Regions from separate parts of the Mus musculus genome. Here all the other regions are linked to region 1. The links are chromatin loops, found by intact Hi-C in ENCODE. Cell type or tissue: left cerebral cortex. All regions are shown on one strand.

The links. Peaks named below come from ENCODE experiments on the same cell type or tissue, not always from the same donor. Only the 100,000 strongest peaks of a DNase experiment are listed, where the experiment ranks them.
Region 2: a loop joins it to region 1, with 9 times the contacts of the local background. A loop is called at or near these places in 12 of 42 quality-filtered maps.
Region 3: it touches region 1 in a loop (10-fold over the local background); 40 of 42 quality-filtered maps call a loop at or near these places.

The regions. Positions count from the first base shown.
Region 1 is chr8:80,488,208-80,496,207 of GRCm38, forward strand. It overlaps Gypa (glycophorin A), which reads left to right and starts at 5,838. Exons shown (of 8, transcript NM_010369.3): 1 at 5,838-5,880. The coding sequence starts at 5,847. RefSeq lists a cis regulatory region at 5,560-5,742. In left cerebral cortex, CTCF peaks have their summits at 3,550 (motif pointing right), 4,856 (motif pointing right) and 5,060; DNase peaks (open chromatin) are centred at 4,648, 4,921 and 5,096; H3K4me3 peaks cover 667 bases.
Region 2 is chr8:80,986,740-80,994,739 of GRCm38, forward strand. It overlaps Usp38 (ubiquitin specific peptidase 38), which reads right to left. Exons shown (of 10, transcript NM_027554.2): 6 at 6,457-6,650; 7 at 3,268-3,361; 8 at 748-854. Among named protein-coding and RNA genes, the nearest start is that of Usp38, 24 kb to the right of the region's middle. In left cerebral cortex, CTCF peaks have their summits at 4,087 (motif pointing left) and 5,407 (motif pointing left); a DNase peak (open chromatin) is centred at 5,409.
Region 3 is chr8:80,684,899-80,692,898 of GRCm38, forward strand. It overlaps Frem3 (Fras1 related extracellular matrix protein 3), which reads left to right. Exons shown (of 8, transcript NM_001167898.1): 6 at 1,966-2,217; 7 at 5,774-5,923. Among named protein-coding and RNA genes, the nearest start is that of Smarca5, 51 kb to the right of the region's middle. In left cerebral cortex, a CTCF peak has its summit at 3,430; a DNase peak (open chromatin) is centred at 3,428.

The DNA of each region.
Region 1 (8,000 bases):
TGTGGCTTCTGACTTCCCCTTCTTTGTTTCTTCAAAGGAAAACAGACAAGCTTGGGTTGTATGGGATGCCTGTAGATGTGCCAAGCAGCCAAACCCAGAAGTATTTGTCACATAATAAAGTATATAACTCCTTGGGATCCATCACTGAGCCTGAGGAAAAGTACTCCCAAATAGGAGACAGATGCTGAGCACAGAACATCCTTCAGAAGGCTGCAACTGGAAGCTAGAGAAACCAAGGACTTCTTTGTTGCTATTACCAAGGCCATCCCATGACTTCAGTTCCTATGGTGAGGCATAGAGATCTACTAAGCTTTGTTCATCACTGAGAAGATAACTTGTTCATGAGAGTAGCAGGCACCCTTGTACATGCCACATGTGGATGATGGGTAATGGTCACATGTCTACCCCAGTCTAGATTAGTCTTCTAAGTACCAAATCCATCTTCATTCTTCATCCTTCATTGGTGTGCTTCAAAGAAACTTCAAATTCAACATGTCTGAAGGAAACTCATGGTCTTTCTCTACAAGTGCAATTGCTTCCTGAATTCCTAGCTCTATAGTCAGGACCAGTCATGCAACCTGGAAAACTTGCGCCTAGCTTTTCTCGCTCTCCCTTACCCAACTAAACATCTGATATGAAGTTGCTTGATCGGTGCAGTCACTTCTACAATGGCTCCTTTAATTGAAACATTGGACTCCACTCTCCTCTCAGTTTCCAATAAAGTCTTTTTACACTTTTTACACTCATCAAGTGTCACTTCTAATAATATGTCTCTTCCCTCTTGTGTGGTTCGAGCCTGCCCCACAGTTTGCATGACTTGCCAATTGCTGTGAGATGCAGTCCACATCCAAACATGGTTTAAGGTGACACAGATCACAGCCTTTACCTGTGTCTCTTATCACTATGCACTTCTCCATCTGTCCCAGCCAAAGTGAGTCACTTTCACTCTTCTAAATGGTACATAGTTGCCCTGGGCTCCAAGATAAGGCACCTACACAAAGCCCCTTGTCCTGTGCTTTCATGAACAAAGGTCCAGTTCTCATCAGTTTGTCCTTTTCCTGCAGCTACAGAGAATTTGAAATTTTTTTTTGGTTATGTGTGTAACAGCCCTACTGACAGGCTGCCTGGGTTCAGATCTTAGCCCTACCATATTCTGTGGTAATAGTACATGAAACCATGATGAGGAATGAATATTCACCCACGAGAATAAGTAAGCATGGTAAGGAACCAATGCCTTTTCACGAATGTAATGCCCTTGTCAGAAGCAAGAGTGATAGAGTCAACAGAAAGCAAGATAATGAGTAAAACACACACACATAATTAGAGAGGAAACTCACTTTCTTGAGCTTATCTGAATCTCAGGACCTAAGGATAGGCTTACATCTGTTGTTATACTAACCCAACAGTTTCTGTCCCCCTCCCCACCCACCCCCAACACACACACACACACAAACTACCGTAAGAAAGGTAAATCAGAAAGCATTAGGATCTATAGTTTGAGTATTTAATGAAATGTGACTGACCCTTTGGGGCTCATTTTTAAGAAAATTTGTCATTCAAAGTGACTATCAGCTATTTGCCATTGATAATTCTGACACCTAATAAAACTACTTCTCTGGAATTGGCAAATTGTAAGAGTGGAGGGAATAATTATCCTCTAGAAGTGTCTCACACTGGCACCATAGCCACAGTGTGTGTGTGTGTGTGTGTGTGTGTGTGTTTCTGAGTTGAAAAATCCAGTACTCATTCCATAGGTTTCTAGCAGTCTTGACACAGTAAGTATGCTTACTAGTGGTCATTAATAGCAAATGAAACATAATAACAAGGAAAAATATAATAATGTGGGGGAAAAAAACACCTCAGCACAGTTAAAAGTCTGCTGCTCATAACTGGCATACCTGGGGGAGAGGGGAGAAAGACAATACTCGAAAATATTTTAAAAAGTCAGTTTTTTAAATGGCTAAAAGTTATCAGCATACACATTTATGAAGCTAACAGATCTCCAAGGAAATTACCTTCAGGCACATCACAATCTAAAGCAAAACCAAGTCTTGAAAACAGACATCAAAGCCACATAGTATGGGAGCTGGAGGGATTGCTCAGTGATATAGAGCACTTTCCCTTTTGCAGAAGACCCAGGTTTGGTTTGCAGAACCCACATCTGGTGGTTCATAACTCCCTGTAACTTTCGTCCCAGAGGTTTCTATGCCTTGTGGCCTCCAAGGATACCTACTTGTATATCCAGGCCCTGCCAAAGTTTGCTTCCTACTGCTATCCTAAACACTATGAACAAAGGCAACTTCGGGGTGGGACAGGTAAAAGTGGATTAATTTGGCTGACCCATCCCAATCATAGTCTATTTTTGAGAGAAGTGGGGGCATAAACTCAAACAGGAGCAGAGCCTGGATCTATGGAGCTATGGAGGAAATCTGCCTACTGCCTTCCACTCTATGGTTTGCCCGCTTGCTTTCATACAACCTAGAACTACTTGCCCAGGGGTGACACCACCTGAAGTGGGCTGAGCCCTCCCACATCAATCATTAATCAAGGGAATGCTCCCACAAACTTAACTACAGGCCAATTCAATGGAAGCACATTCCCAATAGAGGTTCCCTCTCCCCAGATGACCATAACATGTGTCAAGGTAATAACGTCCTAACCAGCACAGACCCACAAATATACACCTAAAGTAAGAAATGCAGTGAAAGTAAAAACACGCAGTATCTTTGGTGAAGGAACAGCAAGGCCAAGGACCAAGTTTTCAGCAGAAATTATAGAGGCCACAAGGTAAGGTATGAACTGACATTACCTAAAAAAAGACATGAATGTGTCAAGCATCTTATAAAACTGATTAAGATGCAGGGCTGGAATGTTAGATGCTGGAGAGTAGTTACCCCAAACTGTTTATCTCTCAAAGAAGCCCTGTATGCCCACCTCTATGTGTGATATGACGCTCTTGTATTGGGTAAACCCTTTGGGAATGTGTAAGCAAGCACCCAGCTTCCACTGGCCCAAAGGCTTAGAATAAATGCAACTGAGGACTACAGCAGGTTCCCCACTCGGCTAGACCCCACCTACCTCGTGCTTCCACCAACACATTGTACAAAGGCCATGGCTTAAGACTTTCTTTTTTTACTACAAACACTTCATGAGATTGTTTCCACACTGGAATGTGGTATTTGTAGGTAACCTACATATATGCTCCCAGGCTACAGTCACTCATATTTAGGTCTGAAATAATCTCCTATTCCCTTTGAGGTGAGAGAGGTGTCTTTGACTTCAACAAAGAATGCACTTTTAAAGTAACAAAAGAAAATCATAGACACTTACAAATCTGTACAAAGTTAGAGTATCCTTCAAAAACTAAAGAAAAACGAAAAGCATTTAAATCCAGAAACTGAATAAATTCTTCTCTGGGATGTTATCAGAAAACCTTTCTTAAAATATAATGTTGGGACTCTGGAGAAAGAAGGAGGTAGACCTTTCCCTCTTCCTCCACTCTCAACTCCAACTGGACATTCTCCTTCTAACTTCTACAGGAGACCACCAGCAGAGGTCCCTCTTTCATCTCTGCCTCCTCTAATGAATTTCAAAGATCTCCTCTGGCTATCTTATCCCAACACCAAACTCCAATATACAACTATAACCAGAGAAGCAAGTAGACTCACTGCAGACATTCATCTAGCCAACCTCTGTCCTAAATCTAATCCCCAGTCTCATCTCTAATGCTGCAGAGACCACCTGCCATGGCCCTCATTGGATCACACAAATCTTTCCATCCAGAACTCTCTCCCTGGACTCATGGCATTATCTGATGCCCTAGCCCCAGCAGGCATTTCCTGGGAACCCACAGACCACTCAAGCCAAGAAAGCAGGTAGGCTGGCTGTGGATCCTGACCCCTCCCTCCGTTCTTCCCAATCCATCCTCCATTTTCATCCCTGAGTTGAAGCCTGTCAGAACCACAAAGAAGCAAAGACTAATCTGTTTTTTTGTCTCCATTTACTATCCTGTCAAAACCACACACACAAAACAAAACAAAGAATAATCTTGTTTTTTTTCCATTTAATACCCTGTTTTTTAATTGAAGTATACCTCCTTTTGATCAATGATGAATAAATTCATCCTTAAAGAAATCTCACAGCTTCCTATGGGAATAAGCATGGGCTATGTTGCAAACTTGTCCACTCCTTGGCTCTTGCGTCTGCCCCCTTCCTCCCCAAGTGGGTCATTTTGAGTGTCATATGTGTATAATCTTGCGTTTCCTTAAGTTTAAAAAAGCATTTGGATGAAGAAAATAAAACAGGAAGTAGTTTGAACATTCTATAGGAACACAGAGACAAGGTGCGAACTCCCGTGGGAAAAAAAAAACCATAAAAGTCTCGCCCTCCTGTTGAGATCGGCAGGAATCACCTGTAGCAATCATCTGAAGCAGAGGTAGCTGGCAGATACTCGTAGGCAGAAATGAACGGCTAAAACAAGGACGATAGACGTCGGACAGAGCTCAAGGATCCAAACTATTTTCCTCCTCTCCAACATCGTAGCTTGTGTTTCTGCATGGCGCTGCAGTGACTGGCCCAATACTACTTAGAGAAAAGTAGCCAAGCACATACAGAACCAACCTGATGAGATCTCTGTCAGATTGCATGTCTCAAACACAATTGTTTAATCTTCAGACGCTGGCTCAAAATTCTCAAAACACAGTTGTGCTTGCCTGACACATTTGTGGGATGTAAGTCATAGATACGACCTGATGATACTCCTGGACAACGAAGAGGAAGGGAAAGACTTGATGTTTTCTCCAGTTGTGTTTTCTTGTTTTGTTTTGTTTCCACATTTCGTTTCTATTATGCAGAACAGCCACTAGAGGTCGCCACGTGTCTCCATTTCCACACACTCGAATTTTCAACCTGAGAAGCCACCAGCTTTTGCATTTCTTTAAATTCGGGGGCGGGGGGGGAGGGGAGGACGCATCAAGGACACCAGAAAGAACCGCAATTCTCTATTAGCTGGTGGTCAGCTCCCGCTCCGCAGCTTAATAAGGGCTGATTTCCAAAGACTTTCGAATCAAAGCTACTCTTCTCCTATGTCCTGAGCCCAAGCCGGTATCTGCCTGGAGTTTGTCTCCGCTGTGGTCGGGCTTCCTGCTTCTGCTCAGCGCTACACACACTCCCTTTATGCTTTCAGGGTGACTGGGGTTTGCCTGGTCTTGTTTTCTAGCGTTTACTTTTGTTATTTGGGGATTGCCTCACGGTCACTGAGCAACAGAGCATTTTAAAGCATTGTAAAGCACGTAACTGCTTTTATAGCCACACGGACACTGCAGTTCAGTTCGAATTCCACTTTCCTGGAAGATTTCTCCCGACTCACGTTTCTTTCATTACTCTTTGAGCTGTCACGAGCTTGACAGCCTTTCAAACCTCAGAGTTCGCAAACATTGTGTAAAGTTTTCAATGCATGCAGTTCGTACACAAGAAGCCACTTTCTTAAGGGATCATAGGGACCCCCGCATTAGAAACACTCCTACTCTCCAAGTCCAGCGCCTGCCCTGACCTCTGCAGTCTCTATGTCCAGTTGAGTGGTCCTTGGTGCTGCCTTGTGGTGCTCACTTCGTTTACATGAAGTAAATTTAACACAGCAGGCAATTCTTTGGAACAAAGATTTTAATTCCACTCTGGTCCTCGCAGTTATGCAGACCTCTAGTTATCTTTATTAACAGACACTAAATAATGTTGCATCATTTAAATGCTAGCCAATGTGTGTCAACGGATAGAGGCCCCGGGAAGGTGGGCCTGAGAGATACCAGGAGGTAGGCAAGGCCTTCCTAAGGCTGACAGACACTCCCAGTATGACCGAGAGCACAGCTGCTGTGACAACATCAGGTGAGTGAATATTTTCAGCTTGATGATATTTTATTCTCGATGACTTATTTAAACTATGAATTGCCCCAATGCTGGTTTTCTTACTTAACTGAACCAATGACTGAGTAGTACATTCAGTTTCAGTCTGGAGGGTGTGTTTAAATAGGATTCAGCTAGGGACAGGAGTGGCACACTGCAGCCCACAACCATTTGTGCCTGAATAGCAGTTCCCCAGTCTAAGAAATGCCTTTGATTCTAACCCTAGATAGCAGTAAACTTGTATCAAGTGTAAGTAATATCGTTACATAAATAACCATGTTACTTCGCTTGGGGCTATGAAGAGACTTATTTCTAAGCTAAGGTTAACTGGTGAAGGTTAGGGTAGACTTATGCCCTTTCTTTTTCAAAACTAGTATAACCAGTTTCTCCTGCTGAGAGGAGACAAGCTGTCAGCATGAAACTGAGGGGTTTCTCTTTGTGGAACTGTTACTACTGTTACTAAGAAAACAACAACAAAAACAACAATAACCACAAAAACCTTTCTAATTGCTCTATGGCTGGGCTGAATCCAAAGTAATATGTTTTTAAAATAAATTAATATAATTTAATTTAATTTATTAAAATAATTTAATTTATTAAAATAATTAAAATTTTAATTTAATATTTTTAAAATTTTAATCGAAATTTAAATTTTAAAAATTATTAAGATAAATTGATATAATAAAATAAATATAATATAAAATAAAATAAATATAATATAATATAAAATAAAATATTTTAAAGTAGCCTTACTTTTGGCCTCCTGAGGATATTTTAAGCCATGTTCTCTCAAACACAGTGAGTGACTCTGTGTTAGAAACACATAGCCCAGGCGAGGGGGGGGGGAGCATATTTCATCCATGGCACAGCTACGGCCTGAGTCAGGGTGGACAGCAGAGAAGTGCTGAGCTCTCTGTAGGACACTGGGTGAGATTCAGTCTCCCTGGCAGAGGGTATGAGGCAAGCGTTAGGAACACGGGCACAATGTGGGGCCTAGTAAACACAGAAGTGGATGATCACAGTCAGCTATTGGATGGGTCACACGGCCCCCAGTGGAGGAGCTAGAGAAATTACCCAAGGAGCTAAAGGGAACTGCAACCCTATAGGTGGAACAACAATATGAACTAACCAGTACCCGGGAGCTCTTGTCTTTAGCTGCATATGTATCAAAAGATGGCCTAGTCGGCCATCACTGCAAAGAGAGGCCCATTGGACTTGCAAACTTTATATGCCCCAGTACAGGGGAACGCCAGGGCCAAAAAGGGGGAGTGGGTGGGTAGGGGATTGGGGGGGTGGGTATGGGGGACCTTTGGGATAGCATTGAAAATGTAAACGAGGAAAATACCTAATTAAAAAAAGAAGAAGAAAAAAAGAGATTGCTAAAAAAAAAAAAAAGGAACACGGGCACAAGAAACAGAAGTGAATTCAAATCTAAGTCTGGTATACCTGAGGCAAATCATTGGCCCTATCTTGGCCTCATCTATAAAATGCAGGCAATGCTGATACTGATCTCGTAATAACCGCATAAGGGCTGAGCTAAGTACCATTAAAATAGGTGCTCGCTATGGTAGCCATGACTAGCCATAGTAGTACACCATGATGTCTCTGTATCATGTGAGGTCCCTGGCTGCCTTTGTATTTCAGTCCACCCGACTAGAGCTGTGATCAGCAGAACATGTGGATATCAGGTATCTTTGGGTGCTCATTTCACACCCTTTCAATATATAGCCACGGATAGAATGACTGACTGTGTAATATGTTTGGGGTCTCCACAATGTTGCGACAGTGACTTCTTTATAAAGTTTACTTTTATTCCACATCCTCAGAACTTTTTTTCTTTTTTTAAAGAATACCTGTTGCAGCTGGGGAGCATGCTGTGATCCCAGCACTCAGAGGCAGAGGCAGGAGGATCTCTGTGTGTCTGGTCTACATAGCATGACCTGTGTCAAAGCAAAAAGTTAGCGAGATAGCTTTATAACTCAGAGTCCTTGTTCTCTTGCTGAGGCCCTGAGTTCTGTTCCCAGATCCTCCAGAGCAGCTTACAACCATTGCAGCTCCAGTCTTAAGGTGTCTGATGCCTCTTTGGGACTCCACCAGCATTG
Region 2 (8,000 bases), 500 kb after region 1:
CAACTAAACCCTATAGAACCAGCATCCCTAGTGGGTGGTGCTGTTCTCAAGGATCATGGAGCTAGCCTTGCTGATACACACTGCTGAGGGCAGGCTCTGAAAATTTTATAGCCTGGTCCCACTTTCCTTTCTCTCTCTGCTTCCCAACTGCCAGGCAGGTCTCAAATTCCTGCTGCCAGGCATTCTCTGCCATGACATACTATATGCTCTGTGAAACTGTGAACCAAAATAAACTTTTGTCCTCTGTGTTGTTTCTAGCCATGGTATTTTATCAAGCAACAAAAAAGCAACATATGTATGTACATGCATACATAAAGATATTTACTATATTAAAAACAATAAAATATATAAAACAATATATCTAGAATGAATCCATCACAAATTAATTTCCAGCTTTTTAAGTAAGCATCATTGCTTCATACTTTTTAAGTATTCTAAGCATGTGGCACCACAGAAGACAGCTGGGTTCCGTATCTGCACTGCATCCTTCCTTACTGATATCTATTTTTACAAGATGAAATAGGCAAAGAAGAGCCTGAACTCCCACAGATATGTAGTTAAGAGGGGATTTGACAAGAGTTCTGAAGTTTTAGCTGCCCCTTAGGAATCCCAAACCAAACTAAGAACAAAGACAACTTTATAAACACACAGTCACACATGGTGCTTTAAAGATCAAGTCTGAAATCAGTATTAAGAGAAATAAGGTACTAAGAGAAGACAGCTTAATGAACTTTAAACCATTTGTACCTGTCCAGCAGAAACCTGAGGTACTCAGAGCAGTCCTGTTGTGACCTGGGAGTAAACCACGGAGGTCTGGAAGCCTCAAAAAATATCCGAGGTGCGTAAGCTTCCCTCTTGATTGTGGAAAGGAAATTCGAGAAAGTGACTCTTACAGCACAAACCAGTGACTGAACCTCATAAAGATTACTCCCATACTCCATTTTTACCAAAGTATGCCAGGCATGGGTACAAAGCAAAGGCAGAGGCAACTTTTTTTTTCCCCCCCCCGAGACAGGGTTTCTCTGTGTAGCTCTGGCTGTCTTGGAGCTTACTTTGTATACCAGGCTGGCCTTGAACTCAGAAATCCGCCTGCCTCTGCCTCCTGAGTGCTGGGATTAAAGGCGTGCGCCACCACGCCTGGCGCAGAGGCAACTTTTACATTAAGCAACCATTAGTCATAGCCATGGGACCTGCTCAGATGGAACCACCAAGTGGACACGGGTGACTACCACAGGACTCAGGTGTCTCTAACTCCTGCTATAGGGTCCCTGCTTTTATCCCTCTCTGACACACATGGCTTTGAGTCCCTAAATCTTTTTAAAAAAACGGAGTGTGAGAATGATGTTAATGAATGCAAATGATGTGTGTATTGTGTGTGCAATAGGAACCACACATATTTACTTTGCTGAAAATTTCTGTCATAAGTCATACATGTGGACTTATACATACACCTGCCTCAAGTGTGGATGGGAACATGCTGGTAAGGACTTTGATAATCTCTCATTCTCTTTATTTCTCTCTGCTTGCTTGCTTTCTTTACTTTCTGTTTTTTTTTTCTCCATGCCCCTTTCTTTCAGAAATTCAAAGGCAGTTGATAATGAACCTGGGTCATGCGTGCTCAAATCTTAGGTATTCTCACAAAACGAAAATGAACAGACATAAAAAAAGACCTGGTTAAACTGAAAATGTGGATTCTCTCTGTATTTGAAATATTTGTGGCATAAAGTGACAGTGCCTTTCTTGGTTCTCGAAAGCATGGAAACCTCCTGAAGGGTTTCTTTCCTAATATCTCTGATTTAGTAAATAAATAAAGTATACATATCTACACAGATGCACACACATGTTTATGTACGAAGTATAGAATAAAAATTAATTCAGTAAATTAGTAGAAAACAACAGGAGAGGGGAGAGAGGTTTTGGTGTTGTTTGGTTTTGGCTATGGTCTAACGCTGCTTTTGTAGTATTATGACTGGCTTGAGACTTGTGTCTGAGCCTCTTGCCCCCACCTCTGGAATACTGGCAATGCAGAAGTGTGCCACCACACCTGGCTCAGAGGCAGTTTTTATTCCCCTGGGTCCTGATGTTAATTTGTTAACATATTTCTCCAGGTGAATCATATCCTCTGAGTGTATCATCAACTCTAAGCCACTACAGTCATCTCAAACTTGCTCTCAATTCTTTCCATTTAAGAAATTTATTTCAGTTCTAAAGACTGTCATTTCCCGACCATGGTCAGACTGTGAGACAGTGGCAATTAGAGTGAACCAGAAAAATAATGATGTATGCTTTATGTGAGCAACATACCTACATTTATGTATGTTTGAGCCTTAGCTAGAAGTTCTTTGAGAGCAAGATCCCCGCTTGATTCTTACCAGACTATACACAGAACCTCTGAACATGTCTGTTCAATGAACTTAACTAAAGGACCTATAGACCCTGCCTCAAGTTGACTTTACTGAATTAATTTGTGGATATAAAAGAACACCACAAAGTTTTAAGTTCAAGAGCTTAAGAGATGAACAATGATCTATAAAGATATGTAAGTACAATAAAAGAATACCTAAAAGAAAATAAAGAAAAGCTGAGTGTGGTAGCGCACACCTTTAATCCCAACACCTGGGAGGCAGGGGCTGGCAAATCTCTGTGAGCTTGGTCTACAAATGGAGTTATAAGACAGCCAGGGCTACACAGAGAAACATTGTCTTGTAAAACAAAACCATTAACAAAAGGACTACAGAGAAAAAAGCCTAGACCATAATTATTTTGTGTTCACTATTATATCAATATATTCAGTCTCTGTAAACCAACAAAACAAAACAAAACAAAATCCCAGCCACAGTCCATTCTTTTCAGTCCTTTCTTTCATCCCTCCCCTCTTGTCTCTTTGAGATAGGAGCATGCTACATAGCCCAGACAGGCCCTGAACTCAGAGTCCTGCCTCAGTCTTTTGAATGCTGGAGTGACAGGTGTAGGACATTAAGCCTAGCTTTAAAGTTTTTTTCATGAAGGAAATTCTTTATTATCAGGAAAGTAGACTTGATGTGTAGCTGGTTAGCATGATAATCCTCTGCAGGGAAGGGAAGCAGGGAGAAGAGACAAGAGTTCTAGGTGTCCAGGCAGAGTCCCTGAGCACTTGCAAGTGGATCTTTATTTTGGACAAGACACATGACACACAATTCCACCAGTTAAAAAGACTCATGATGATATATAGTTTAAAGAACATGATCATGCAGTTAATATGTACATATTACACACATAAATACTCACTTGTGTATGAGCCAAAAAAGCAAAAAGATGTTGTAATTTTTTCATTAACGAATTACACCCATTTAGATTTAAAGATAATACTTGTCTTCTGAACCTGAAAAAGAATATAAAATAATATAATGTTATCTATACACTTACGCACTTTTTATAAAGAAGCTCAAAGGAAGCTAGTTTAAGAATGGTTATCCTCAGTGTTACCTGATGTGTAGGGCAGCCCCTTACTAACAGTTACTAGCACACTTTGTTGAGTACTCATATTCTCCCTCCACTTCCTGAGTGCTGGATCACAGGTGTATGCCACCACACCTGGCTTCTAGCATACTCCTTTTACTTCAAGTGCTTCTAGATGCTTGTAGGGTCCCCTGGAGCTGGAGTGGGCTGCCTGTCATGGGTGCTGGGAACCAAACTCCCAGCCTTCTCTCTGGCACCATGACTTCGCTTTTACATCTGTCTATGCTGATGTTTACCTATGTGTCTGTCTGTAGACTTATATCATAAAGATGGCGGGGTGACAATAAATGAATGGGCTCTTGTTACATGGCCTGGTATGGATGCTGTCATAGTTCTATTTTCTGGGTCAGCAAATATAAATTGGCTAAATATTAATTTAACTTATAAAAATCAACTTAAAGTTGATTATTTCAAAAGTAAAAAATATTCTTCCATCAAAACACATCATGAACTTAGGATGATTTTAAAAAGAGAAGGAGTATGGCTAGAGAGGTGGTCAGCAGTTAAGAGTACTGGCTGCTCTTGCACCCACAAGACACAAGTATCTGCTGTAACTCTAGTTTTAGTGGCTTGGACACCCTCTTGTGGCTTCTACAGCACCAGGCCCTAAAGTGGGGTACAGACACTCAGGAAAAACCTCAGCATAGACAAAGTAAAAACAAAGTCATCCTGCCATAGAGAAGGCTCGGAGTTTGGTTCCTAGCACCCATGTCACCCATGTCACAGCCACCTGTAACTCCAGTTCTAGGGGATCCTACAGCCTCAGTATGCTCTTGAATTTCTTTCTCTTTCTCAGAGATAAAAGGGGTGTGCTACAAGCCAGGTATGGTGGCATATGCCTGTAATCTGGGGTGAATCTGTAGTCTGCAATACTCAGAGCGCTGTGGCAGGAGGATCATGAATTTGAGGCTACTATGGTTAAGACCTAATTTTCCTAAAATAAGAAAACAGGAATAACATTTGCTAAATTGTGAAAAATCTAAGACTGATTGATTGAATCAAGTGCTGTCAGAGGTATAGGGTCACAGGTACAAGCATATATTGGTATAAAAGGTCAAATTTGGGTTAGGGAGATGGTCCCTGGGTAACCTCATGTCTCCAGCCCTCATGTGAAAGCTGGGCAAGGTGCTTCTCCTCTGTCACTCCAGGCTCCACGAGGAGCCATAAGGTCAAGAAGTGATTGAGGAAGCTATCCTGACATCAGCCTGTGCACTCTAAGCGCATCTACAAGGGTGAACATTCCGCACCTCTCCCCCGCCCCCCGTAGTGTTTTAAGGGAAAATAATTTGGCATAGCCTAGTCAAGGAAAGTCTCATCTGTGCATGGTTAGAGAAATGCTAACTATGAGCAAAACACTGATATTTACCAAAAATATAGGTAAGCAAATGTCAGGCTGGCAAGGTGGCTTGCTGGGAAAGGTGCCTGCCATGAGAGCCTGATGACCCGAGCTCTAGTCAGGAACCCGTGGCAAGGTGGAAGGAGAGAACGGACTACAGTTTTCTTCCAGCTTCTACACACACGTCATAGGATGCATGCGTGTCTCCACCCAGCACTAACAAACACATTTAAAGAAAAAAGATAAACACCATGTCAAGTGACTGACAAGAAAAATTTCAACAGGGCTCCTTCCAGATGTGTGTACACATACATTAATTATATGCAACTGTTTTGTATTAGATAACTATACAAAAAAGTTCTCAAACAATGCACATAGCGGATATGTTTGAGAATGTATGCATCTTGGTTTTTACAAGTTTGATTTTTTTAAACCAAGGAAAATAATTCATGTATTTCTTAAGAGATCTCCCTGTTTTGAGATAGCATTACTGGCTGCCACAACACTCTGTAGTTACAAGTGCTTAGGTCACTACTTTCCGTAAGATGACATAGCTAGCAAGGTGACCTCTGGTGGTGAGCTATGGACTCTTCAGTCTTACATTTAATACCACGTGTGTCTAAGAGTATCCCTTTGTCTTAAAACAAGTTGTCAAATACAAACTAAGCAACAAGAAAACTGAATGGAAGCCCAGGCACTTGGGTTTCATAGCCTGGGACAAACAACAAAACCCTAAAGCTGAGCCCACACCTAACAGTGTTTAAGTTCTAACAGCTTCCATCTTTGGGTCAGCTCAATTGGCACGATTTAAGGAAAAGTTGACAATTATTTTGTATCTTCAAGGACAATTTTTTTTGGGGGGGGAGGGGAGACACGACAGAGCCTCATGTAGTCTTCGCTAGCCTTACACACATCATGTAGACACGAATCACCATAAAGGTCTTTCTGCTTTATCCCAAGTGCTGAGATTACAGATGCGCAACAGCAAGCCTGGCTTTATGAGGTGCTGGGGTCATGCACAGGCAGGCGCTGCACTAGCAGCAGGCACCCTAGCAGATGTGTCTCCAGCACAAGGATGTCACTCAGCTAAGGACTGATTTCAGGTTTGTTGCATTCAAAAGAAAAGGGGCTTGAAAGAAAATTCACAGGAATGCCTATCTGTTCAGGAACCAACATCTTGGCATGGAATCAAAGCTTAGGTTTCCTAAAAGCAAAAAAAAAATTATGATATATGAATTAAAAAAAAATACAGTAGGACAGTAGAGGCAAGGAAACAGGGTAAAACACACCAGTCATCAGTAGTGTAGGGCACATAAACTTTTTGGAGTAGGCTCAGCCAATCCCTTTGGTTACATTACAAAAACATCAAGTCATACTGATTACAAATCAAACAGTGGCATTGTAAGTACAATGTACAAGCTAATTCGTCAGAATCAGAAACGCTGGCATTTCACTGTTCCTAGGCATTAAGAGCAGTTTCATTTTTAACTGAGGCAAGTGATGGCACTGTGAACACTTACGCTGCTTACACGGGAGCAGGGACGATTCTCTCCTCCTCCCATCTCCTCAGCACCTACTCACTCACTTCTACTTCAAATCAGAAAGTTCACATTTAAACTTACTCTGTAGCCATAAACAATGCTTGTAAAACACTGTTCATGTAACACGTGTTTCCCAGGTTAATAAGACCAGTTTTTCCAGTTTCAGATTTTCCAGAAAGTCTAGACAAGCAAGATGCCAAAGCATTGGATTGAGAAGTCCAGGCGCTTTGATTGAGAATCAGCTTAATCTTTTCTTCACTGGGCTTAGGAAAGTCCTAGATCATAAAGAAAAGAAAGTTTAAAAAGTAAAGAGAAAACTATTTTTTTATTTAAACAACTCAACACCACAATGTGGGACTTCCCTACTGACATTTGAGCTGTCTTTGCTCTCACTCATTCTGTACATGACAGAGAACATACAGTCAGCCTTTAAAACATCACACTACAGGGGAGAGCTAATTTTAATGGTTGACTTTATTGAAAAACAAGGAGGTCATTTTGGGTATGTACGTGAGGTTGTCTCTAGAGAGGGTTAAGTAGAAGTAGACTCACCCTGAATGTGGGCTGTCTGTCCTTCTCTGCTCAGGGATGGACAACTCTCATTACAGCTGAGAGCTGCTCCTGTTACCATGACTCGATACAGTGATGGAAAAGGCCCTTGGATTGTAAGCCACAGGAACCCTTCCTCTGAGTCACTTATCACAGCATCCACAAAATAGCCATGGGGACAAATGCCTTCCAGAATCTTGTTAAGAGATTTAAAATTTTTGAGGCAAAAATCTCAATAGCCTAAGCTGGCCAGGAACTCACAGTAATTCTCCTGCCCCAGTATCCCAAGTGCTGAGATCACAGGCACAAAATATCATGCTTGTCTTAAAATACTTTAAAAGCCAATGGAACAATGAGTTCAAGTTGCATGTCAATTACTTGTATTCAAATTCTATGATGAAAACAGAGCATGACTCTGGTGTACCCAGTACCAGCCCTTAGAAATGGCAGCCTACAGTCAGGACGAAAAGGGAATACATAATGATCCGACTGTGAAAAGTCAAACTCAATCTCATGGTTGCCATCTAGAAAATTACTACTACACACAGTCCTCTTACGTAGTAAAGCAGGAAATAAGGAAATAAAAATCTAAGTGCAAATGATTTCACGCCCCAGCAGAACAATGGGCAATAAGAGATGCTGGAAAAATCATTTATGCTTAAATGATTAGCTTTTCTAGACCAAGTGTGGTGGTTTGAAAGAAAATGCCACCCCTACTCCCTTGGACCATAGGGAGGGGGACTATTAGGTGTGGCCTTGTTGGAATAGACGTGGCTTTGGAGGTATGTCACTAGAGGTAGGCTCTGAAGTCTCATGCTCAAGACAGGGCTCTTCCTGCTGCCTGCTGATCCAGATGTAGAACTCCCAGCTCCTTTTCCAGCACTATGTCTACCTGTATGCAGCCCTGTTTTCCACCAGGATGATAATGAACTAGACCTCTGAACTGTATGCCATTCCCAATTAAATATTTTCCTTTAGGATAGTTGCTGTAGCCATGGTATCTCTTCACAGCAACAGAACCCTAGGTCACCAAGGTCGCCATCTACTGTTTACCCCACAGAGGACTGACACTTTGA
Region 3 (8,000 bases), 200 kb after region 1:
TGGTACATGGGAGGAGGGACGCAGGGACTTCGAAATATACAGCAAGTGAGTGGGGACCACGGGAGCCTGGAGGTCAGCATGGGTTTTGAAATGCAGCCACAGTGGATGTCAATGGAGCCAAATGTCCCTTCTGTCAGAGGTAAGGCAATGAGTTCTTTTGATAACTGCTTTCGCAAATTTCTGACTGTAGCCAAAGGGACCTTTTTTGTGCTCACACCAGTTCCCAAATAATGACACAGAGACTATATTTATTAATTAATGCCATTGGCCTTATAGCTAGGCATTGTTTCCTACTAACTCTTAATTTATATTAACCCATTTATACTATTCTATATGTCTCTGACTTCCTCCAAGTCTGGGTGGCAATCTCCAGGGCTTGACTCCTTCCCCAGAGTTCCTATCTCTGCCAGATGTCCCACCTTACTATCCTGTCTTTTGCTATAGGTCATGGGCTTTCTATTTTAATCAATCAGAAGGTACCTTAGGTGGGCAAGGAGGGAATGACAAAGACAAAGCTCCACACAGTGCACAAGAGCATCACTCCAATGAATGAGGAATGCTGCCTATTATCTAAACAACCAGAAATCCTCTATCATGCCAGTTAAGCTGTGTGGGACGGTGACAGGCAGCCTGGTTTCTGGTTGAGCTAGGTTTAAAACCCCGGAGACCCTACAAGGAATGGTAGGCACTTTGCCATGCTCCTAGACACCAGGCTCCTGACAAGAGGCCTCAGCTCTCCATAATTCTGTAGCTATCAGTCACTTAAGGGCAATGCCCAAGCCCCTCCACAGGTAGAAGACCTGACCACAGATGACATAGCCTCAAGACAGATCTCCATTTTAATGAGGTACCTAAAGGCCTGAAGGGCTTAGCCAATTAAGCTCTTCTTCCCAAACTCTCCTCCCTGCAAAAGATATTTAACCTCAGGCCTGCCCTGAGAAAGGGGGGATACAGTTTTACTCATCACAACTCTTTGCCATGACAATAAATAAAAGCCTTAAAGCCATAGACTGTCTCTTCTCATCAGGATCCACCATGGGGAGCAATGAAGCAGGCCTTCATCTAAAGAGCAGGCCGCCTAATCTCCCGCAGAAGGTCTCTCAGTGCTCCCAGCCACGGTCTCCACCAAGCCAAGCTGCCCACCGAGCAAGCCAAGGACTCTCTCATTCTGGCGGGACCTAGTCAGAGCTCTCTTCTTCACACACACACACACACACACACCCCTGCTTTTCCTTTGGCCCCAGGCTAGATCCAGCCCGCAGGCCCCCACTCGGTTCTCAACTCTTCCACGGCATCCAGAGGCTTCAGGGATGCCCAAGAGTCTGAGAACCTGATGTCCCAGCCTCTATGCAGGTCCCGCCTGTCCCAGCCTCTATGCAGGTCCCGCCTGCCCCAGCCAGTTCTGGAATTCCGGCAGGGGGACCTCATGCTGTGCTCCCCCACCCCTGGAGTGGGGTCCAGAGGCTTCTCATAGCCCGGGGAAAACGCAGTCAAAACTCCCAAGTCCCACCTCCCCAGCACCCAGAGCCCTGGGGTGGACATGGTCCACCCTTTAACCCACAAAGCTGGACCTAGACGCAATTTTGGGCTCAATGGGTGGACCTGCCCTTTTATTAGAGGTAAAGGTGGAGTATCCTTTAGACTTGACATCTACTTAGAGATTAGTAACTATGCACCATACCAAGAAGCAGTCTGTTTGGAAGCCTGCCAACTGCATATTAGTACTTTTAAATGAAAGAGGTACTGGAGAGGTGGGAGTTTTGACTGCGCTTTCCCACACCGGGCTGGCCGGGCTATGAGAAGCCTCGGGACCCCACTCCGGGGGTGGGGGGCGGGGGAGGCGGTGGTCTCCGGACCTGCATAGATGGTAGCTTAGATGGTTGCTGTTTACAAAAGCATTGATGGACCTGGAAGAAATTCCCATTCGCAATTCTGTTTCTTCTCACCTTCCCTGTTTGCCCGTAGGTTCTGCCACTGGCACAATTCCTTCCGTGCAGTTATCTTTGTCAGATTATGTCTCAAGACCAGAAGATAATACCAGCATGCTCCACTTTGAAAAGGATGAGAGCGAGAAGACCTGCCAGGTCCTGATTATCAATGACTCCCTTTATGAGGAGGAAGAGTCCTTCAGCATTGCATTGAGCCTGCCAACGGGAGGGCAGCTGGGAGCCAAATTCCCCACTGCCAGGGTAACGATCCTGGCTGACAGAGAGGATGGTAAGTCCCCTTTCTTCTCTAAGCAACGATTCAGCTTCTTTGTGATAGCAAACTTTGCTCTCACACTTGTAAGATAAATTTTACAATTTTTAGATGGGTCACATGTGGCCCAGGCTAGCCTCAAACTCACTGTGTAGCCAAGGATGGCCTTGAACTTCTGCTCCTCCTTATGTCTACCTGGTGAGTGAGCTGGCCCCAAGGGTCTGAGAACAGAAGAGCTGATTCTCCTCCTGCTGATGGCAGCATTGGGTGGCCTGGCCAGAGCAGTGCTGGAAAACTCACCCGGGTGGTCTGGACAGGGGAGAGCCGACCAGGTCCAGATTCAGGGCTCCAAACTGACCAACACCAAAATCTACATCATCTAAGAATAGTTAGGATGCATGAAAGGGCCACTCCTGCTGTTCAAAGCTGCAGGATCTCCATGGCACAGGGCAACAACAGGATAACCGGGAGGAGTCCTGATGAGGATCCAGCATTTGGTATAACAGAAGCCAGAGACCTCAAAACAGACCAGTGACTCATTACAAGGAACATTTGCAAGTGAAGGTGTGTGGACAGAGGGATATACTGTGGGACACACTGTGACACACTACAGCTTCCATGATGAGATGTTTCCTATGCTTTGGGGGGGTTGTTGTGTGTGTGTGTGTGTGTGTGTGTGTATGTGTTTTATTGGGGGGAGGCGGTTGCAAGGGTGAAAGGCAGATATGAGGGGACAGGGAGATGAGCGGGACTGGGGTGCATGATGTGAAACTCACAAAGAATCAAAAAGTTAAAAAAGAAAACAAGAAGCCAGTAGTGGTGATACACAGAGGCCGAACTCTGGGTTTGAGGCCAGAGAGAGTTCCAGGACAGGCAGGGCTACACAGAGAATCCTGTTTCAAAAAACCAAAAAAGGAAAAAGAAAAAAAAAAAAAGAAGAAAGAAAGAAAGAAACAAACAAAAGAAGCAGAGAGAGAGAGAGAAATGGACACAATTGATGATGATGATAATGATAGACTTCAGTCCCCCTGCTTCTGCTCTCTGGAGTTGGTCTTGCTCTCCCTGAAAGTCCTTAGTCTAGGAGATAAACAATTGGCTGCTTTTATGAACAAACAACTGAGAGGACCATGCTGGGATTGTACAGTCTTCTCAGAGTCTATCCTGGCAGAGCAGGGAGATTGCTACAGGTGCTGCTGAGCCAGCCCCAGCTGGTCTGGTCCAAATGCGCCACCTGGAGGCTAGGACACTCTCAGAAGAGGGCATCACCCAATGATTCTGGGTTTAAGAGGGACTGATAGGTGAGCAATCCAGATGGTGACATTTCATCCTTATCAAGAAACTACGCCAGCTGTGGGCGTGACAGGCTTCCGAAGATGCCACAACATTTCCACAACAAACAAATTGGTTTTTCAGTCATCCAAGGCCAGAGAGGACCAACAACAAGAGGTGTCTGTCAAGAAAGTCCTGCCTGGCAGATCCATAAAGCTGTAGGTTGTACAGACATGAAACTAGAGAAGAAACTGCCTATGGGGACAAAATGGTCTAAAGGAAGGGGGCAGGGTATAAAAGAGAAGAGCAGCCAGAATATGCTCAAAGCACATTATATAGTTACACAAACACACAAGAAAGGCTTTGTGCAACTCATTTTATTAAACTTTTAAAGGATTTAAAGAAAAATAACTTCCTTTCCAGCTCTTAATTTTGATCCTGGCCAACCTGGAAGGTATCAGAAACATCTCCAGGATTGAGAACAGGGAGGTGGGAGTTGGAATTCTTGGTACAAAAAAAAGAAGATGGCCTGGACGCCCTTCTCTGGATGCTTCCTGTTATCAGTTTGCAGGAACCATTCCCACAATTACAAACTAGGCAGGCTCTTATGGAAGCACAGCTTATAGAATTCACAATTTCTTGAGAAAAATTCAACGTGGCTCCCAGAGCTGAAACTCTGGGTTCCCTGTTCCCAGTAATGTCTCATCAAAGCTTTGAAGAACACACAGCCATCAAAAGAGCTCAAACCAGCTCAGAGAAAATCACCAGTGAATCACTCGTGCCGCGTGGAGCAGGCACAGCTCGAGCTCCTAGGTGTAACTGGGAAACAGGGAACGCCATGGAGCTGGTTCCAGTGACTTCTGGAGAACAAAAGCAGACTCCAATCAGACTGTGCTGGAAGAGGTCTAGTGTGCCAGGGCAGAACCTTCTGGAAGGTTTACCTGCATCTCTAAGTTCTACCAAAATGAGTCATGAACACACATGATCCTTTAACTCTGCTTTCTGCTCTCCAGACTCTTGTTTACTTGGATTAAACACACACACCCTCACTACACTCACAGGTATACTTACAAGCATGTTATCTCCTTGACTCCATCCCTGTGGTTTTCTGTCTTTCCATCTCCAGAGTTATTATTCCTCCATGATGAAGCTTCCTCACTTTTAGGAAAAAAAAATGTTTAGGACAGAATATATCTAGTGTTGGGAGCTAAACTTCCTAAATCTCTAATTTTATTACATTTATTTCATCTATCTATGTATCTTTCTTTCTTTCTATTTACCTGTCACCCGTCTATTTTGTTGGGAGAGTGTGCTACAGCATGCTCAGCTCAGAGGACAACATGCAGAAGTCTACTCCCTCCTTCTACCATTTAGGTCCTAGAGATCAAATTCAGGTCATAAAACTTAATTGTCGGGGAGGGGCTTTACCTACACTACTCACCAGCCCCAAACTTCATATAAACTGTAATTGGGTCAGGTCATAGTATGATTTTAGTATATTTACTTGGCCAAATCTCAACATTCTCTTTATCAAGGTTTCCTTGCTTCCTGGAAGCTGGTGCCCACATTGACCTCCTTCAGTCTCCTCCTCAAATCTACTCTCTCACTGCCGGGAAGCTTTTCAGAGTCCCACCTTCTCAGCTCCAGATTGCTGTTTGTCCCTGCAATCAACAAATACTATGAAAAAATACACAGCAGTTATCCCAAATTCAGAACAGCGACTCAACTGCTTCTTAAGAGAAAGCAAAACCTCATTAACTTCTCCTCTACATTCCCAAAACAGTAGCTGACTGCCGAGTCTGCTTGACTGGCTGAATTCCTCCTAATAATTGACAGAAAGCCCTTAAAACAGAAGAACAAGGGGCTGGAGAGATGGCTCAGTGGTTAAGAGCACTGACTACTCTTCCAGAGGTTCTGAGTTCAATTCCCAGCAACCACATGGTGGCTCACAACCATCTGTAATGGGATCCGATGCCCTCTTCTGGTGTGTCTGAAGACAGCGACAGTGTACTCACATACATAAAATAAATAATTCTTAAAAATATTAAAAAAATAAAACAGAAGAATAAGTGGAACCCCAACCAAAAGGAAGTCAGAATCATAGCATGTTGTTCACTGACTTGGCTCTTTGAATTTGGGGTTTTTTGTTTACTTGGGTTTTATTTTCCCACCATGAACAGGGCCTGTGTGATCTGACATGTGTGATAGGTCACATGTGTCCAGGCCCACACAGGCCAGCAAAGACAGAGGGGCACCTGGGAGGCCTACGCATCCTGTCTCAGCTTGTCCCTTTGTACCTCCCTAGAGCCTGCCCTGCACTTCGAATGCTCTGAGTACCATGCTGAGGAAAGTGCTGGCTACGTGGAGGTGGCCGTCTGGAGAAGAGGCACTGGCCTTTCTCAAGCATCTTCTGTCATTGTGCGCTCTAGGGGGACAGAGGAACAGGCAGCAGAAGGTGAGAGAGCCATGGGAAGGGTATATCATCATCACTATTCATGAGGATGGTGGGGTCTGGCCTGTCAAGGTCCAGCATGCCAGGTCGTTGTTGGTGGGCTCTGGTTCTGTCTCTTTTATCTGAATATACAAATGGCTTGTCTATGCAAAAGCATCCTTAGACCACAGCCTAGATGATTCCTTACCAACATGCTTATTATTGGCTCAGAGTAATTTTTCCAAAGTTCAGGATATTTATAAAGACCCTACAACGCTCATCAACATGTGGGCTGGAGCAGGCAGGCAGGGGGCAGGAGGGAAGGGATAAGGGAAGGGTCAGTACAATGCCTGTCATAAAAGCCTGAGTACTTGGATTCAGTCCCCTGAACCCATATAAGCACAGCAGTGCACAGCTGTAATCCCTGTGCTGTGGAAGCAGAGACAGAAGAAGTATCTCTGGGGCTCAAGGCCAGACACTGTAACCTAATGAGCAAGTTCCAGAGGAGGAGACCCTGTCTTATAAAACTCTCTCCTAAGGAACAATAGCTGAGGTTGACCTCTGACTTACACACACACACACACACACACACACACACACACACACACACACACACACACACAGAGAGAGAGAGAGAGAGAGAGAGAAAGAGAGAGAGAGAGAGAGAGAGAGAGAGAGAGAGAGAGAGAGAGAGAGAGACATATACACACAAGGCCTGGTGAAAGAACTGTTTAGTAGCTAGACAAGTCCAACTCCTGGAAGATTCTAAGTCACCTTTGAAGAAAGGAGATTTTCACTTCCAACTCCAGCATTTCTGTTGTCTTTCAGTAACTGTTCTCACAGCCCTCTCACATTTGTGTGTCCTGATACAGGTAACAAAGGTCTAGCTGGCAGCCAGGCTAGATGACTCTGGGTCCCATATCCTCCTGCAAGCTTCTTGGTTGCTTTACCATAAAAGTAAAAACAGATGAAGGCCATGGTAGCACGTGCCTTTAACACTGGCACTGGGGTGGGGGAAAGGCAGGAAGCAGAGGCAGGCAGATCTCTGTGAGGTCAACCTGGTCTACAAAGCATGTCCAAGATAGCCAAGGCTGTTACACAGAGAAACTTTGTCTCAAATACACATACACACACACACAGAGGAAAAACAGTAAGACCCAACAGAAATAGATAAGACATCTCCAATACATAGATGCTTGCATTTCCTCATTTCAGCTAGAATCTTTTAGTCTTCTGGGATAGTCAGCCTCAAGGCAAGAATGCCTCAAGACCAGAAGCCTATGTATCTAAAAACCACGGCAATACTTTGATATAGAAGCAAAAGCCTGGGCTGGAGAGATGTCTTAGTAGTTAAGAGCACTGGCTCTTCCAGAAGTCCTGAGTTCAATTCCCAGCAACCACATGGTGGTTCACAACAATCTATAATGTGATCTGATGCCTTCTTCTAGCATGCAAGTATACATGAAGATAGAGCTCTCATAAGATAAATAAATTTAAAAGCAAAAGCCCTGTAAACAAATAGAAACTAGTAATCTAAACCTCTGCAGTAATTAACCAAATGTAGGACAGCAAAATGCATGAAATATGAACATAGTATCATTACATTCCCAGAAATGGTTCAAGAAAACAAGCACTAAATGTTTGCTTAGTCTTGGGAAACCTACATTTTATAACACTCAATAAAGACATCACAGGTAAATACATGAAACCAGCAGTGATCACTCTGACTAGTTCATCAACTCCCGTTTCAAACATTACTTGTGTGTGTATGTGTGTGAGCATGCAAGATTTATGTGTCGGGGCACAGATGCCACAGTATACACACAAAGCTCCAAGGACCACTCTTTGGAGTCAATTCTCTCCCTCCACCTGTCTGTGAGTTTCAGGCATCAAATTCAGTGGCCAGCCTGGCACATCAAGGTTTTCATCTCACCCATCTACCTTTCTTTAATTTGCAGAGAGATTGGTTCATTTCTTGTTCTATATATGTCTATGAAATGAAGAACTGGATAGACAAATTGGGATACATGGGATACTGGACTCTTTGGTTTATAATTTGGAGGAGACATTAAATTGTTTTAGGTAAATCTCTTTGGATAAA